Linked DNA regions of Homo sapiens: all the other regions are linked to region 1. A link is a contact called in ENCODE Hi-C or POLR2A ChIA-PET data. All regions are on one chromosome and are shown on one strand. Each heading gives the region's core, a stretch centred on a gene start or an enhancer-like site at or near the end of the contact. The rest is flanking DNA. Distances are from core to core; before and after follow the strand shown.

Region 1 (2,581 bases), core at 82-2,581:
GGGCAGTGTCCACAGACCCAGGTTAAGAATCTCTGCATGGGTAAATTGATTTCCCAGCTGACTGCTGAGCCACAACCTGCAGTTTGGAAAATAAGGCTGTACAAAGCCTCAGAACATTTTGTTGTAGTTAAGTATTTCAGATGCTTATTATCCTGTCACGGTTTTAACCCTCTTTTCCCTCCCTTTCCCCATGCTCCCTCTATCCAGTCACCCACACCCCACCACATGCACATGCATGTGTACTCACTTACATGCATGCACATATATGTTGCCACATATCCACATACACATAGGCACACACATGCACAGGCACACACATGCAGATCTTAGGTCACATATCTGGAATGAGATGAGGCACTAGACCACTGGGTCCAGCCCCTCCTGTGACCCCAGTCCCACTCCCTGACTGCCTCTGTGTCACAGCTCCTCTGGCTCCTGCCTCAGAACTACTCTAGTGGCTCATTATCTCTGCAGGGCAGCGCTCACCATCACGACTTTCTTGTTTTCTTTCACAGCATTGTGAGCCAATAGGTGCATTCTGCCTCAGAATAGTGGTGGAGACTGGTGGTGGCACAGCCCAGAGCTCTTGACGTTTATTTTCTCAGGCTTCAGTGAACCTTCTGTGGCAGGTGTTTCCTTTTGATAGGCGGCAGTTCCTCCCTGGGTCACTCCAGCCTGCAGCTGAAGCCCTCACTTAGCTCACTGTGGCTGTACTGAACACACCACCTCCCAACATGGAGCAGCCTAGCCAGGGGGTGCGGGAAGGAAAGATGGTTGCTGCCACAAATGAATGACTCAGCTACCTTCTCCAATGGTTTGATATTGACGTTTCCTCCTGTCATAGCAAAAATGCCCAGGTGAACTGTTTTCTCCATCGCATGTAGAAAGATGATGGTTGTCTGAACTGGTTCCAGGTAATGGACAGTGGTAAGCGCTCCCTTCTCTTATAGTATGTTATGGATTGAAGTGTGTCTCCCCACAAAAAGATATTACTGGAGTCCTAACCCTGAATATTTCAGAATGTGACCTTATTTGGAGATAGTGTGTTTACTGAGGTAATCAAATTTAAATGAGGTCATTACAGTCTCTAATCCAATAAGACTAGTGTCTTATAACAGAAACGAACGCTTACAGAGGGAAGACAATGTAAAGAGACACATGGAGAAGATGGCTGTATTTCCATTCTCATGCTGCTATAAGGACATACCCAAGACTGGGTAATTTATAAAGGCAAGAGGTTTAATTAACTCACAGTTCAGCATGGCTGGGGAGGCCTCAGGAAACTTAGAATCACGGCAGAAGGGGAAGCAAACACGTCCTTCTTCAAGTGGTGGCAGGAAGAGAACTGAGTGAGTAAAATGAGGAAAGTCCCCTTATCAGATCTCCTGAGAACTCACTCACTTTCACGAGAACAGCGTGAAGGTAACTGCCCCCATGATTCAATTACCTCCCCCGGGTCCCTTCCATGACACGTGGAGATTATGGGAACTACAATTCAAGATGGGGTTTGGGTGAGGACACAGCCAAACCATATCAACAGCCATCTGTAAGCCAAGGAGAGAGGCCTGGAACAGATACTTCCCTCGCAGCTCCCAGAAGGAGCCAATCCTGCCGACACCTTGATTTCAGACTTCTGGCCTCCAGATTGTGAGACAAGAACAGCAACTCGGCCTGTGTTCTCTGCCCTTGAGGTTGAAACAGGGAGCAGAAGGTTTTTTTTCCCCTCTGTGTTGCAGCATGGAGTTCTGAATGACAGATGAGGGGTTGATCACCCTCCACACCCATGCTAAGCCTTATGGCTTCACGGGGTTCAGGCTTCCTGTGTTCAGTCTTCTGTGTTGCCAGAAAAATTTGCATACTCCCATGGACAAAGAAAGCAGCAGAGGAGAAAGAAGAGCTTTCATTCACTTCCTCTTTGGGGTGAGAGCAAGTCTGAATGCTCTAGAATTGATTCTATTAGAAAAACTCTCTGACCCCAAATATGAATATTTTCACCACACCCAATACTCATAATTTTAAAAATAGATCTTTTGAGTTTCATCCTGACTAGTAACCTAAAGATCACTGACTTCTGATTTATTTTTTTATCATGCTCTACAGTTAGAAATGCAAACATATAGACTAGAGAGGGCCACAGAGGTGTTTGATCCCATCACTTCATGTAGGTAGGAAGATGTTGAACCCCTGAGAGGGGTCGGAACTTGTCCAAGATCACACAGCAGGCAGAGTACATCAGGACCTCAAACCCATATCTTCTGCCCTCTCCTCCTAAGGTCTCCATCACTAACACCCTGTCACGGTCCATCCTGCTAAGGAAGTCTCTACTATAAAATCCCATACCTTGAAAATTAATTGTTTTTCCACTCACACGTTACCACCCTTCCCTCCTGCAAACATTTGGAAGTTGAAAGGTCGCACAGCCTTCATGAAATTAACCAGAAGAATTGAAAGGAAGCTGATGACAAAAGTACTTCAAAATCTGTTTTTCATGAAAACAGCTTTTTCTTTTCCCCCTCAGATCAAACTGAATTTTTCTTTTTATTTTTGCGGTATTCTTCTAATTGTGCCTTTTTAAATGTGT
Region 2 (2,581 bases), core at 36-2,535, 220 kb before region 1:
AGAGAAAATTGAGGCCATTTCTACAAGCATAAAATAGCGAAAACAGAACAGCTCCCCCATACCCATCTTAATAGCTCCAGACTAAATTGACCACAGCCATCAGTACTAATTGTGACATGATGATGCAAACATCACTTGCAGTTGGGACAGATTCTCTAGCCTGCACATTAGTAACGCTCAAAACCATTTCACAATGTATGTGTACTTCACAATATCATGTTGTACACGATAAAAACATATAATGTTATCTGTCAATATATTTTTTAAAAGACTAGTCCTGGCCTCATAACTGCTGGTCTCAATCTGACCAGAGCCACAAGAACAGGTCAATTCTCTTTTTTGAAACATAAGAATGTTTTGCATCACTCTCATCATTATGCCAGTTCATGAATGTTCTGCACTCCTTTGAGGAAAAGCAGCTTCTAGGTTGCTACATTCTCCTCTGCATTGTTTTTACTTTCTGTGCCTCACCACAGTGCTCATGACACCGAGCTAGTTTGTAAAAGACGTCTTAACAAAGGAAAACTCTTTGTAGCATCCTGGGGATGTTCCTTAGCATCCACTTAGATTTTAATAAGATTGACTGTTTAGACAGAAAAAGAACAAAAGAACAATTTCAGGATTACCCTCTCTTTACTCAAAATATCTCTCCTGATGTTTCACAGTGAAATCCCACCATTTAGGGGATTTGTACATGTACTGAAACTTTGATCTCTAGGGGTGCTGTCTTTGCCTTCGGTTCTGTTTTGGTGTGTTTTTATTTTTGATTTTGGAAATCAAGCTAAGATTATGTGCTAACGTTTTGGGGGAGGTGAGGAGGTGCAATTGCAGGGCAGGAAGAGTGAGGGAAAAGGGGAAGTGAAACAAGGAAGAATGGAAAACAGATACTAGGTGGTGCTTGCTTTGCCAGCCACAGATTCAGAATGGAAAATAGAGCCACCTGCTCAGTCACAAGGGACAATCTCTAGACATGCTCCACAGAACCACAGCAGCTCAAAACAATCCATCAGAGGAAGAGAGCAAAAAGGAATTTATCTATAAGTTGCCCCCCAGTGGTTAAAGTTTTCCCCATTGGCATTAGCTCCTATGCTCTTCCTGGTTGTGCCTATGGCCCCTTGGGAAAAGCACTACGAAAGCCAAATGCCATGCCTTACTGTGTGGCATTTTAACTGTATGATGCTTTGTGTTTGAGTCTGGAAACAGGTGAAAGGTGAAACCGCAGTCTGTGTGTTTCCTTGGGTCATGTCTGGATTCTGCAGCTGCTGCACTTCCCAAGGAGGAAGGCATAATAGAGGACATGTTGAAGTTGGCTTTCCCAGAGGAGACGGGTCAGCTGGTGACATTTGGAAATTGGGGCTGGTCTCTTTTTGTCTAACCAGTTGAGGGCCCAAGAGACAAGAGAAACCCAGAAAATTTAGGGAGGCTCGTAAATTGGGTCCAATAAAAGTAGTTATTTTAACAATACCACACATTTACTATCTGATATTCTGTGAATTTGCAGTTAATCACCTACAAAGATCCCCTTTTACTGCTTTTATCAATTTAGTTTTCACACATGTGTTGCTTAGCTGCTGCTACCTGCTCACATAACTTCAGCCTTCTTTGGAGGATTGTACTTGGATGATGGAAGCTGCAGTTCTCAGGTTATGTTGCTTTGCAACTCCCTGCCCCAGTGGTGGCTTCAAGGCAAGAAACATCCTGTAGCCCAGAGCTCCCTTGGGTTCAGGCTGAGCCTTCACCTGAAGCCACATTTTTTTCTTAGCATCTTTCTCTGTGTCATCCTCCTTCTCAATCTTCCTTACAGCTTTCATACAGTTAATGAGAACACTGCTCTCTTTACTTGCCCTCAATTCCCCATCTTGGGAGGGGTTGGTTCCCTGGAAGCAGAGCCCAGGATGAAGCACTTGAATAGGAATCCACATTACACAAGGTGGGGTAAAGTCCAGGGAACTACTCCTGCTTCCAGGGACCATTTTCCAGCTCAGCCTTCAATCACGAAATGTTTCTTCTTGTCAAATGGGTAGATAATATAATCCTCCTTAATAGCTCTCTATATCAGAAAGAATATAGCTAGACAGAGTGGGGTTTTGTTGTTGTTGTTGTTGTTTAGCAAGAATGCTGCAAAGCCAAGAAAACAGACAAAAGAAATTGCCAGGGTTAACACGGCAGACAGCAGGCATTTTGTCGAATACATCAAGGTAGTGAGCAATTGAACAAAACTCCATTAAATAAAGTTAGTGTTGAACATGTGCACATGTGAGGCCAAGGACTTCTTAGTCACCTTTTTCTCTGTAAAACATATTGCTAGATGCCCATGGCACACCAAGTGCTTCTGGAAAGCCAGTGCACTCTTTCTGTACACTTCTACCCCCTGCAGTTCAGTGGGTTATCATCAAATAATTTAACAAAATGTTATGTTAATTGATTAAATGGGAGGACAAGACCAAACCTGGTCTATCTTCAATGACTAATTGAATAAGATGAATGCTTTGGAAAAGCTAAATAAAAGCAAGTCACAACAAAGATGAAAAAAAATCAGTTATTGTATTAGGTGTGGGAGAGACAATGGCAAAAGATTCAA
Region 3 (2,581 bases), core at 34-2,533, 190 kb before region 1:
AGAGGAGTGAGTCTAAATGGACATGCCTCTGCCTGTTAGAACCATGATCCCCACTGCTTTGGCACAGTCTTTTTTTTTTTTTTTTTTTTTAAACACCTGGAGAAATGTTCTGGTGAGACTGGCCCGGATACGAATCTAGTGATCTTGACAATTTGCTAATAAATTCCTTATTCTTTCTTCCAGGTCCTGCTGCCTAAATCAACTGTGGACATTTATTCATTCTGCCAAAGTGTTCTGTTATCACTGACTTCTGCGAGCTGGAACAAGCTTAGCAGCAAGAAACCCAGGGTAATTCATGCCACTCCCACTGATCACGTGGTTAGTACCTGCTTTGCATTACAGTCCTTGCAAATGTATGGACTGTGGTGAGCTTCATGGTCTCTCCCTCTGAATATACCAGAAAGCCCCCTTATAAAGTCCCAGGATGCAGAAGACTGCAAGTTCATCTTGTCCTAGACAACTTTACCTAACAGCGGTGACCATACCCTCCTCACACAACTAGCTTTGTATTTGCCGCCCACATTTAAAAAATCTATATAATATTTAGGACTACAAATAGTTATATATACACACACACTCTATCATTTAACTATGAAAACTATGAAGAAAACCAAGGGAATGCATAACCCTAAATTCTAGATGATTTACCTGTGAAGAGGGGAGGCATGAAGAAGTATGATGAGAATCAGCAAATGCAGGAGGATTCTATTAGGTTGGTGCAAAAGTAATCGTGGTCTTTGCCATTAAAAGTCATGACAAAAACCGCAATTGCTTTTGCACCAACTTAATAAATTCTATTTCATAACCTTGGTGGAGGATTCAAGGGTTAGGTTTTTTTCTGTTGTTCTTTGGACTGTACATTTTACACATAATTTCACATGCAGAAAATAAAAGGAAAAGAAATAAGCCTACTCATATAGAAATGGTTCAAGTGTAAATTGGAACAAACTTCCTGGCTGACTTCTTGGCAACAAATATCAAAAACCTTAAAATTGGCCATGCTTTTTAAGCCAATAATTCTTCTAGGAAATAGTCTATGAAAAGTTGGACACTGCAAAGTATACAGATTTGCTAAATCAGAAACAGTGAAAACTTAGGAGCCCAAAATAACCTATCTTGCAGAATTTATTAAAATAAGTGGGATATTCATGCAATTGACCATTATGCAGTCATGACATGCTGTTGTTTACTGTCATGGGTAAAGTCGACATTATACTGAAATTTATTTCAAATATGCATAGGCTATGTGATATGTACATGCATGCACGGGGCGAATCTGCTCCACAGGGATGGTTAGTTGATATCTGAAGAATCCTATTCAGAGCAAGCACTCCACAAATCTGTGCTTTAGAAGCAGCTACTGCAAGTGCTTCAATGAGAACTAACTCCATCAGTATCGGGTTTGCTAACTAGCAAAAGAGATACTCAAAATATTTTATTGTTGGAAAAATGTACAAGCACATCTGCTCTTGCATTAATAGGAGTATGATAGAAACCGCAAGAGCAGTTAGCACTAGAATATTTTAGTGTCTGCCTCTAGTAAACTTGTCATGAAAGGAACTTCAAGTACCTAAAAGAAACGAGCTTGGCACATCACCAAGTTTTGCAAGAACAGGTTTTGTGACTCTTTATGGTCACTTGGTAAATGTGTGTGTGTGTATTATTTTGGGTTCTTCAGAGAAGCAGATGCCAAGACAGAATTATTGCAGAAGATTTATTGGTAGAATATTCAAGAAGGACAAGGAGAAGGAGCTGAAGAAGGCAAGAAGAAGCTTAAGATCATAATAAAGTTCTAACACTTGAAAAGAGTCGAGGAAGGAAGGAAGATCAAGTGGGAAGAGTCTCAGATTAGAGTGGGGTTCCAAGAAAGCTTCAGCCTGACCAATGGAGAAGTTGTATGCCAAAGTCATATGACTCTATTTTCCTTCTTTAAGTCAAGTACATGATGTGGTGTGAGAAAAAAAAAAAAGTATTTTACTAGCTATCACTATGGTTTCTTTTAGGGTCTTTGCCTCTTTCCCACCCAGGCCCTCATATTCTGAACTATCTCATCAAGGCATGTTCCTAAGGTACCATAAATAAGAAATAAACAGGAATTTCGGATGTGGGAAGGAGAGAAGAGAGAAGGAACAGAGAAAGAGCATAGGAACAAGGTAGTCAGTGGCCAAAGAACTTAGAGCTACCTTGTGAGTGATATTGTATGTGTTTGGGGAGAATGGAGCTATTTGCGAAGTGGAGAAAAGGAAATAGCTACAAAATGAAAGAAATGAGATGTCATAACCAATGTTGACAAAGAGACAAAGATAAATATGAATCTCTGGGGAATTCCAGGAATCTTGGAGAATGCACTTCCATATGGTGTAGGATGGAAGTAAAGCTGATCTAAAGTAGGTTGTAAGAAGCAGGATCAACACAACTTATAGCTTAAAGACAGACACAGGCAAAATATATGTGGGTAGGAAAATATTTGACAGCATGAGTAAAATGTTAGTATTGTTTCTTTACATGATAGAGTTGTGATTTTTTTTTCTTCTCCATTTTCTAATTTTTCCTCAATGAACATGAATTAGTATAATACGAA

The links. A loop is a pair of places that touch in the nucleus more often than their neighbours do. ChIA-PET counts read pairs that join two places held with the same protein, here RNA polymerase II (POLR2A). Pooled maps may share reads with other maps.
Region 2: a map with no recorded cell type shows a loop between it and region 1 (4-fold over the local background). The contact joins the enhancer-like site here to the promoter of LINC01215 in region 1. A Hi-C loop is called at or near these places in 2 of 37 single-sample maps with no recorded cell type and 9 of 50 pooled maps. POLR2A ChIA-PET finds 5 or more read pairs at or near these places in 2 of 52 experiments (activated T-cell and activated naive CD4-positive, alpha-beta T cell).
Region 3: a map of B cell shows a loop between it and region 1 (3-fold over the local background). The contact joins the enhancer-like site here to the promoter of LINC01215 in region 1. A Hi-C loop is called at or near these places in 1 of 168 maps with a recorded cell type or tissue (B cell) and 7 of 50 pooled maps. POLR2A ChIA-PET finds 5 or more read pairs at or near these places in 5 of 52 experiments (Caco-2, Panc1, activated B cell and 2 more).

What each region holds. Positions count from the first base shown.
Region 1 is chr3:108,123,814-108,126,394 of GRCh38, reverse strand. LINC01215 (long intergenic non-protein coding RNA 1215) reads right to left here and starts at 1,331. Exons shown (of 2, transcript NR_110030.1): 1 at 1,253-1,331. RefSeq lists enhancers at 319-418, 919-998, 1,219-1,268, 1,549-1,688, 1,759-1,808 and 2 more.
Region 2 is chr3:108,344,340-108,346,920 of GRCh38, reverse strand. All of the region lies in intron 2 of HHLA2 (HHLA2 member of B7 family), which reads right to left. Among named protein-coding and RNA genes, the nearest start is that of HHLA2, 49 kb to the right of the region's middle. Within about 2 kb of position 1,285, at least 3 of the 41 ENCODE cell types and tissues checked have a DNase peak (open chromatin) inside an H3K27ac peak, as active enhancers do.
Region 3 is chr3:108,318,601-108,321,181 of GRCh38, reverse strand. All of the region lies in intron 2 of HHLA2 (HHLA2 member of B7 family), which reads right to left. Among named protein-coding and RNA genes, the nearest start is that of HHLA2, 23 kb to the right of the region's middle. Within about 2 kb of position 1,283, at least 2 of the 41 ENCODE cell types and tissues checked have a DNase peak (open chromatin) inside an H3K27ac peak, as active enhancers do.